2 separate regions of the Homo sapiens genome follow, and region 1 is linked to region 2. A link is an interaction called in ENCODE POLR2A ChIA-PET data of the cell type or tissue named here. Cell type or tissue: HepG2. All regions are shown on one strand.

Region 1 (5,000 bases), 60 kb after region 2:
CTCTGAATACTGAGCACTGCTAAAGCTTGAATAGTTAGAAATATTGTACACTGATGTGATGCCTAGATTATACATTTCATGGTAGTTATGTGATTTACATATAAATAGGGTGAATAATGTGTATTTGATAAAATTGGAGACAGGGTGATATTTATCATTTTTGTCTTGATATGTGTTTCTGCTTTTAAAAATATAGTAGGCCTCATTTAAAATGAGATCAGGAAAGTATGATTCATTCTTAAGGGAACTGTTTTCCTGAAATTCTGTGAATAGTATTCAGCTTGCAAATTATGAAGAGTTGTCAGGTAACCATTAAGAGAAATGATAAGGAGTGTATCAGTACTATATGTGCCTTTTCAACCTACTGTCACAGCTAAAGATAAAGCTAACAAATTCCATGATATGCTGGTAAAGCCATTGACATTTAACTACAATCTGAAAGGATGCTTATACTACTTAAAAGCTTATCACAATCATTTTCAAAATGTATATTCAGCCGAGTTTAAACTGCTCAGAAATATTTATGTATTTGTTCCTTCATTTGTTCTTTATCTTCATTATGTTGTTACGTAAATAAATTTTAGATTTTAGTCTAAAGAGAATACTGACAATGAGCTTTTCAGATTTTATCAAGATGTAATTACAGGAAAAACTAGGAATATCCACCTTATTTAGAATATCTCATAATAAGAGTCCTACTAGCCTGTTATAGTCTCTCTGAAGAGTCCTGTGATGTGTCCTCTTGTCTGGTAGCTGCTATGTCCCCAACATTAGTACAAACCCCATTCTACTGGCATTGGATCCATTAAGGCCTTTGAATACAAATGGCTTATTAAAGTCTCTCTCTCGTAGTGAAGCTTGATTACCTTTCAGAAAGTGCCCAGATTTTAGAAATCAAAGTGGCTATTAATAGTATCAGGGATGATAAAATGACATTTTTGGTACTTTCTAGCCAAAAAACTATACACACAAGTTAAATATCTAGCAAGTTTTCCAATTCAGTAAATCCTCATTTGCATTACCCCCACATCTGTTTCTAATCTAATGATTCCTTATGCTGTCCAGAAACAGGTGAAAGGAAGTATGGCATAATGGAGCAGTTCTAAAACATTTTGCTCTCAGAACCCCTTTATATTCTGAAAAATTATTGAGGACCTCAAAGAGTTTTTGTTTACATGAGTTATAGCTATCGATATTTATAGAGATTTAAAATATATTTATGTATTTATAATTCATTTAAAAATAACAATAACAAAACCATTGCATGTTAACCAAAGTAACATATTTTTCTGAGAAATAGTTACATTTTTCCCCAAAAATGCAATAGTGGTATTGTTTTACCTTTTTATAATCTTTTACATTTTTATAATCTTTTTACTTGTTTAACTATATGAAGAAAATGTGACCTCACACAGACACGTTAATAGTTTCTCAGATAGCGGTAGTTTCTTAAACTTCTCAGAGCAGTGGTTTTTTTTGTTTTTTTTGTTGTTTTTTTTTTGAGACAGAGTCTCACTCCATCACTCAGGCTGGAAGTGCAGTGATCTCGGCTCACTGCAACCTCTGCCTCCCGGGTTCAAGCGATTCTCCTGCCTCAGCCTCCCAAGTAACTGGGATTACAGGTGTTTGCCACCATGCCTGGCTAATTTTTTTTTTTTTTTTTTTTTTTTTTTTTGTATTTTTAGTGGAGAGGGCTTCACCATGTTGGCCAGGCTGGTCTTGAACTCCTGACTTCAAGTGATCCACCTGCCTTGGCCTCCCAAAGTGCTGGGATTACAAGCGTGATCCACTGTGCCTGGCCTCATTGTTTCTTAAAGCTAGTTGCTATGTACAGTCTAAAACCATGTCAGTGAACTTCTCATACTCTGTTATACTAAAATCCATCACTCTATCTTGCAATTTAGATGGCTCTTTTACTCATACATAATTTTGTAGTGTCATGAATTTGTCATTGAAAAATATTGGTTGCTGAGTTACACAGATCTTCCAACTATGAAGCATTTCATTATAGAATATTTTTAAAATCACATTTATTAATATCACAACAGGTCTTCTCCAAAAAGTGATTAAGTATTGGGAACCGACCAATTTCACAGTGGCAGATATTAGCTTTCCAAAATTTTAATCTTCGCCTAAAAGCTCTCATTTTTTCTTAAAGTAACTGTTTCACTTTGTACATTTAAAAAAATCATTGTTTGGGCCGGGCGCGGTGGCTCACGCGTGTAATCCCAGCACTTTGGGAGGCCGAGGCGGGTGGATCATGAGGTCAGGAGATCGAGACCATCCTGGCTAACAAGGTGAAACCCCGTCTCTACTAAAAATACAAAAAATTAGCCGGGCGCGGTGGCGGGCGCCTGTAGTCCCAGCTACTCGGGAGGCTGAGGCAGGAGAATGGCGTGAACCCGGGAAGCGGAGCTTGCAGTGAGCCGAGATTGCGCCACTGCAGTCCGCAGTCCGGCCTGGGCGACAGAGCGAGACTCCGTCTCAAAAAAAAAAAAAAAAAAAAAAAAATCATTGTTTGTCTGTCATTCTTTCAAATAAACATAGTATTTCTTGCAGAAACCATCAATATTAGCTCACAGATGATTACCCAAGTGCTTTACCTCTTTGTACTTCAGTAGATAGCACAAGTGCTTTACACTTACTTCCATTTTATTTCACAAATTTTAAAAGAGATATTTAATAAATTTAATAATTTTTACTCCTTCACATGACCATTATTATACTTCGGTGCCTGTGCCTTAAATTGTGCTAACATGCCAGCAGTTTTATCCACCAGTGGCTTTGCACCATTAGCATAAATATCAATCCAGTAAAAAGAGCAAATCATCTTAGTATTATTACAAAAATAGCTTTGAATTGGTGGACCCCGAAGGGACTTAAGGACCGCCAGGGCCTGTGACCAAGATTTAAGAAAGCTGGTGTAGAGGTTAAGTACTCAGACACTTGTGCCAAATGGTCCAGGGTTCTAAATTCTGGCTATTCCATATACTAATTACATAATCTATTTTTAGCTTTAGTTTTAGTTTTTTCCCTGCAACCCTCTTACCATTGATGTAGATTATAATAAATTCTACCTCATAATGAAGTTTAGAGAATGCATATAAACTGTTCAACACAGCTCCAGGCACACTATAATTGTTAAGGGGTATTGTTCTTTATTTAATATTACTAGAGTTTGATCATGTTGCATTATTTCTTTTATTAGCATGATTCATATTTAGAAGAACATTATATTACAAGCTATAATGGATATATTATTTTGCTACATCAGTTAATGAATACTCTGTCAGAGGAGGTATGGTACTAATAACAATAAAGACTTTCAAGGTTGTCTGAATTGATGAGATTTTCTGCCACTTTGAATTTTAATCTTTTTAATTGCTTGATTTTAAGGTACTTCTCTATCTCAACAAAGTGCTACATAACATGTTTTATAGTCTTTCTTTTACTTAAAGTAAATTAGAATGAATTATGTTTGAAAATTTTGAAAAGTTTTTTGTAGTAATCAATGAAATAATTGAAATATATTCTGGAATAATAGCTCATCTTTCCCAAAAATGATAATGTAGATCTCAGAACCATTAAATTATCTGAGTGATTTTCTTGTAAGTTTTCAGTGTATAGTTCTTTTGTTCAATATTGTAAGCCAACTGAGAATAAATAATAAAAGGTATGTTTATACAGTTAGTTATTTTTTATTTGTTTCTTTTTTTATTTAGAGAAATCATGACCTGTAAAAGATATAACTAATATAATCTTTGGTATATAGAGGAAAAAAATTAACCATTTACTTTTTGGGTCCAAGGGATCTTTTACATTATTTTTATATGTTTAAGTCATTTTGTGAATAATTTGCAGAAGTAGAATAAAGCATAGTAAAAAACTGTATTAAAATATTAAGAATTTAAACACAACAAACCCAAAATTTTATGTCATATATTCCTTATTTTGAAAGTATATATATATATATATATATGTGAAAATATATATGTGTATATGTCCTTTGAACTTACTGCTCAGCTGTCATACATGAGCCTGAAGGATATCCATCATATAAATACTGATTCCGTATTTCAAATATGTCTCTCATAGGTTCTAGCTGATTTCTGGTTCTTCTTGCACTTGCATGGTTATAACACAGTCATCAAAATGAAACACTGACAGAGCTCATAACTTGGTTGAAGAACAGCTGTCTTTTATTCCATAATTTGAAAACATTTTCATTTTTAGATTTATGAACACAAATTAGAATAAATTTAATTTTTATTTCTATATCATCTATTTATAATTACATTGCAAACACATACACTTATAGCATTTATTTGCTTAAACTGTATCAAAAATTTTGGTGCACAAATATCATAAAAAATCAAATATTACTCTCATATATCCTTTTAGCAAAGTAAAATGGTCCAGGTTTCTTATTGCAAAATATTGTGTGGTGAGGCCCTTCACATTGAATGACTGACTGAATGAGAATTCCAGACTTATTTATTGTTTACTCTGATAGCTGTGTTTGAGGAAATTCACCTAAGAGACTGTCATCTGAGCACTCACAATTTGCAATATCACTTGTGTGACTAATTTTACCATTTGACTTGAGTTAAACTGTTGCTATCTTTTTGCATTCATCTTCTGATTAGTCCAGTAATTGTAAAACATTTTCCCCTGTTATGAAACAGTTTTCTCTTTTCTTTTTAATAATAAAGGTGGAAAATGGAAAATTCTCAATCTTTAGCTGTGTTCAATGAAAACGTAAAAAAACAACAAAAAATCTATAATGATGGTGTCTCTGTACATCTTTCATATCTTCTTGAAAGATGGTGCAATACTATGGCTAGCACAAAAAGAAAAATGAAGGATGGCATAATAGTGATGATTTATTTTAGTACTGTGCTATCCTTGTAGATGATTCCATCATTCTTCTGTTTTCTTATTAGTATTTTTAAGCATAGTTGAGAATAATTAATTGGTATTGATGAAATAATTGTTACTGA
Region 2 (5,000 bases):
TTTGTTCTTCTCATGGTATAAAATAGCATTTTTTGTTCCTCTTTATACCTTACATTTTAAAACAAATTAAAAAATCAAATTCTGAGAATATGAAAGGACAGAAAAGCAAATCAGATTGTAATTGACATGTACTCTCAAGTAATAGCTAAGAAACGGTATGTCATTTATGTTTGAATTTTTAAAAATTATTTTGGTATGCATGTTCATCAGCTCATTTTTAACATGAATGTGCTTTTTGACATGCAAGTCTAATGTCTAATAGCTCACAATTAGCAAAAGCACAGTATAGAGAGTAGAAAATGCAGTCTATGTGTTCAGTAGTTTCAGAACTTGTTCAATGGGAAAATCACTTTAAAGGTTTGGCTTTAATTTCATGAGAAAGACATCTATATTGAAGTAGTATGCAGCTGAGGTCCTCTAGTGTCATAGCTGAATATGGCATCAGTTTTTTGTGAGTTGTGTGAGAAACAGACAAGAACAAGAGAAGCTACTCTAAAATTGACTTGTAGAGCCAAATGAGTTCATAAAACTAGGTTTACATTTTGCTAATCTCAGGGAATGTTTCTCTTTTTTTTTAAGGGGAAGACTTTGTTTTCTTTCATGTGCACATATTTATCAATGTAATTGTGCTTTTACATAAAATCTTTGCCTCTATAACTATTGATAAGTTACAAATAATTTTTTTTAAGTTTGGAATATTGCCATTTATACAGTTAGTTTATTTTTTGAAGATGTTTATGAAAACTCTGTTTATCCCAAATTATGCTTGTTTCACACATTCCCTATTTGTTTAAGACTCAGTGATATGGCACTTTAATATGGGAGAAATTATTTGATAAAAAGGAATATTTTACAGTCAATTTAAATAGCATTCTTTATAAATAGTAACCCTCATTGCTTCTTTTTTACACACATTATGGGGAATATCAGCTTATTCCTTTACTTCAAAATATGACAACCAGGGATCGGATTACCAGAGGTAATATTTGAGGTAAAAAAATAGTTCGAGAAAAACAGAGCCTGGAGATGGGGTGGAGAGGGAGTACTCACCATAGAGGAAATGAAGATAATACTCTTTTCCCAGAATTAAAAGACTTCTAACTATTCTCAGAGATACTCAAAGGAATGATGTATCCATAACCAAAGAACAGTATCTATCGACAAGGAACAACTAGAGGACATAATAGAAATGCTGGAAATTAATGGTTTGGATTTCTCTCACTCTCTCTCTGTCTCTTTCCCTCTTGCTCTCTCTCTCTCTCTTTGGATCTCTGGATCTCTCTCTCTCCTGGAATTAAGTTATATAATAGATAGGACTAAAGATTATGCTCTTAAAACAGAAAGTTAATACAACGGGATGACTGTAGTCAATAATAATTGTACATCTTAAAATAACTGAAAGTACAATTGAATTCTTTATAACACAAAGGATAAATACTTCGGGGGGACACCCCATTTTACATGGTGTGATTATTACTCATTTTGTGCCTGTATCAAAACTCATGTACCTCATAGATATATATACCTGCTATATCCTCAAAAAAATTAAATTAAAAAAATAGTTCCAGTTATCATCTGTCTACTAAGAGTTCCAACTTAGAGAAAAAGAGAGAGAAAACAGTGAAAGATGTAGCAAATCAAATTTTCCTTGTGAATATTTCTGTGTTAATGGAACATGTGAGTCTTCAGATTGAAAGTACATGCTTAATGATGACTGGCACAAATATGCCCACATTAGACATATTGGGCTGAAATATTATAACTCTAGGGATAAAGTAAAAATAATCCTCAAAACTTCCCAGGGAAGAGTGACAGGATGTCTGCAACAAAGTTGGAAACAGACTGATACTAGCCTTCTCGCCATTAATAAAGAATGCTATAAGACAATGGAGTAATTCTTTCCAAGTTTAAAGGCAAGAATAAGATATTTTCAGATGCGCCGTGCATGAAAATATTCTACTCATGCTCTCTGTATGAAACAATTTCTCAAGATGTCTTATAGCTAAACAAAAAAGAAATTTAAAAATAGTATGAGATATAAAAATTATAGTAGCTGATGATAATCTTCATAAATAGAGTTATAAAATTATGGTATCCGTTAAATCTTGATGACTGAGACATTTTCTCTTGACAGCTAGGGTTTAAGTGGCCTAGGTTTCTATTTCTTTCTGTGCTTAGTTCTACAGTAAATATGTGTTAATCATTATTATCATATGGCAATGTGCCAATCACTTCCCATCTTTCTCAGAGTAAAAGCCCAAAGGTCTTAAAGTGGCCTAAAGGGCCTTACGTCTTCTGACTCATAGCTATCTCTCTGAGCTTATCTCCTGTCACTTTAATCTTTGCTCATTCTACTGCACGCACTGAATACACTTTTGTGAGCTGCTGACTTTATACCAGTTCAGGACTTGCTTGCTGTGGCCTCTGCCCGAATCATACATTTTCCAGAGACCTACCTGTCTTTTTTACTTCTTTTAGATTTCTACATAAGTGTCACCTCAGTGAGGACTTCCCTGACCACATTATCTGTCTTCCCTACTTCATTTTTTTTTCTTCATTTAATCACTACATGTCACATTATCTATTTACTTATTTGTTTCACCTTCCAGAAAGGAGTGTAGGTTTCCTTTATCCCACTTACTGTTTGATAATGTAAAAACAATATAATGAATACAGATAAGAAGTTTGGGAAGAAAATTGGGGAAGTTGTGAAAATATGACAACTGTATCCTCTTGCAGAATGAAGAGTTAGTTATATTAAGTAAAAGTCTACCACCAGAATTGAAAACTACCTGCTGATGATTATTTGATAATGTAAAATAAAATTTGTTAATGTAAAACAATGTAATAAAAAGGACTTGAGGAAGAAAAATAGGAAAGTTGTGAAAATACGTCAATTATATCCTCTTGCATAGTGAAGAGTTAGTAAGTAAGTAAAAATCTAACCACCAGAAGAATTGAAAACAAAACCTGCTGATTCCCTCTGGAAAGTCAAACTAGGATCATAGAGGCAAATTTTAGCTTTTATCTCTGGTTATTTCTTTTGGTTTTAATTTCGGAGAGAGAATCAGGTTGCAACAATTATTTTTGTAAAAATTTTATTCAATCTAGTATTTTTTAAAGTCAGGATTATTAAGGTATAATTTACATACCTTAACATTTACCCTGTTTTATGTAAAGTTTAATGAGTTTGATAAACAAAATTATGTAACCATCATCAAAATCAAGGATAGAACAGTTCCCTCATGCCACAAAACTTTCTCATACTCTTTTGTAGTCCACCTACCCCCCACCCAAGCCCATGGCAATCTGTTAGTCCATTTTTTAACTTTTAACCTATGTCTTTTATTTAGTGCGTTTCTCATAGACTGAGTATAGCTGAGTTTAAATTCTTATCAAATCTGACAATCCTTATGTTTTAATTGGTGAATTGAGACCATTTGTACTTAATCTATTAGTCATTTTCTATTTGTTCTGTTCTTTTTTCCTTTTATTCTGCCTGTTTGTGGATTGAATATTTTTTATTATTCCATATTATCTCTACTATTGGTTTTAAAAATTATGTTTAGTGGCTATCTGCAAACACTAATTTAATTTTAGAAAAATTTAAAAAAAATGGATAGAAAGGAAAATGTTAATATTGTAGGTATGGGGAAATTTCCTATGTGAACAATTTTTGATTAAAACATTAGAGGATAATTAATAAAGCTAGGTTAATTGTATGTGAGTATTACATTTGTCTTATGCTCTGAGATTTGAACTTTTCAAAAAGAAAAGGAATGTTGACAAGAAAATATTTTAATGCAGGCACCAATGTCTGCAAATGAACAATCCATACTTTATAAAGTGTAATAATAAAAATTAAAACATGTTCCAAATCCTACTTACTACTGCTAAGTAGCAGTATTTACCCAAATACAGTACCTGTTTCCTGATAATTTGCATGAGTAGACTTGCAAATTGGAAAAAAAATTAGGGAGATGGTTGGTGAGAGAGACAAGGAGGGAAAAGGAGAAGGAAACTGGAGGATATCTGTGTGAAGGATGGCTTGTAGAGGATAGGATAAGAATTAAAGAGAAAAGTTTGCTAAATCATAAATGACCAGAGATTGCTTTATAGGTTGAATATGGAAAATAAGCTAGTGTTTGTATACCATAAAATATATTGTTACTACTTTTTTCGGGGGCTTAGGTATTTTGTATTGAGCAAAATAGTTTTTAGTGACTTAGTTCTGCCATATACTTGAAACTTAACCTGATAATTTGGCGAAGCCAAACCTGCTATAGGTTAGTTGCACTCACCACCAAAATTAAAGCCCTTTCGTGGAAGAACCAAATACTGCTATTACAGTAGCCTTTAGGAAACTGTAGGATCTTTGTCAGATTAATTCTGTTATAATCAGAAAACCTAAAATATGTAGAGGTAGATATTTTAGAAAATATATAGATTCTATTTTCTCAGAATAAAAGAGGAGCAATAAAAATATAACTTTTTGAATATTTTCACTAGGTCACATTTCACTTGTTAAAACAAGTTATTTATTTGCTTTGTAATTGATCTTTGACTTTTTGTTTTCTTTGTAGCTGTTCAACGGTTTTGTGTATAGCATTTGAGGTTCTTCAGGGCTTGCAGTATATGAACAAACATGGTATAGTACACAGGGCATTGTCTCCTCATAATATCCTGTTGGACCGAAAGGTAATTGTTAAATCATGTAATAAATATTTATATATCATTTGAAATTGGAAGCAACTGGGATCAGGGCTACTCAGTCAGAGGAACAATAGAATCAGAATATGTTTTAAGAATATTCATAATGAAAAGTCTATATGAAAGTGATGTAACTGTGGTTTTTGAATTTAAGGATTAAATAATCCTTAAATTATTTAATCTGTATATCTTTCACATGGATTATTTTTCCCACAAGACCCATTTTCTAACTTTATGGTTTTTTTATTTTACTCTTATTTCTAAAGCCTTGTGGCGTCCCAGTATACTCC

The links. Peaks named below come from ENCODE experiments on the same cell type or tissue, not always from the same donor. Only the 100,000 strongest peaks of a DNase experiment are listed, where the experiment ranks them.
Region 1: POLR2A ChIA-PET joins it to region 2 with 7 read pairs; 2 of 35 experiments call an interaction of 5 or more read pairs at or near these places.

Annotation. Positions count from the first base shown.
Region 1 is chr4:106,202,263-106,207,262 of GRCh38, reverse strand. All of the region lies in intron 20 of TBCK (TBC1 domain containing kinase), which reads left to right. Among named protein-coding and RNA genes, the nearest start is that of TBCK, 110 kb to the left of the region's middle. In HepG2, no CTCF peak of the experiment used is centred here; no DNase peak of the experiment used is centred here.
Region 2 is chr4:106,261,796-106,266,795 of GRCh38, reverse strand. TBCK (TBC1 domain containing kinase) reads left to right here. Exons shown (of 26, transcript NM_001163435.3): 4 at 4,584-4,698. Among named protein-coding and RNA genes, the nearest start is that of TBCK, 52 kb to the left of the region's middle. In HepG2, a CTCF peak has its summit at 416; DNase peaks (open chromatin) are centred at 425 and 2,285; H3K4me3 peaks cover 596 bases.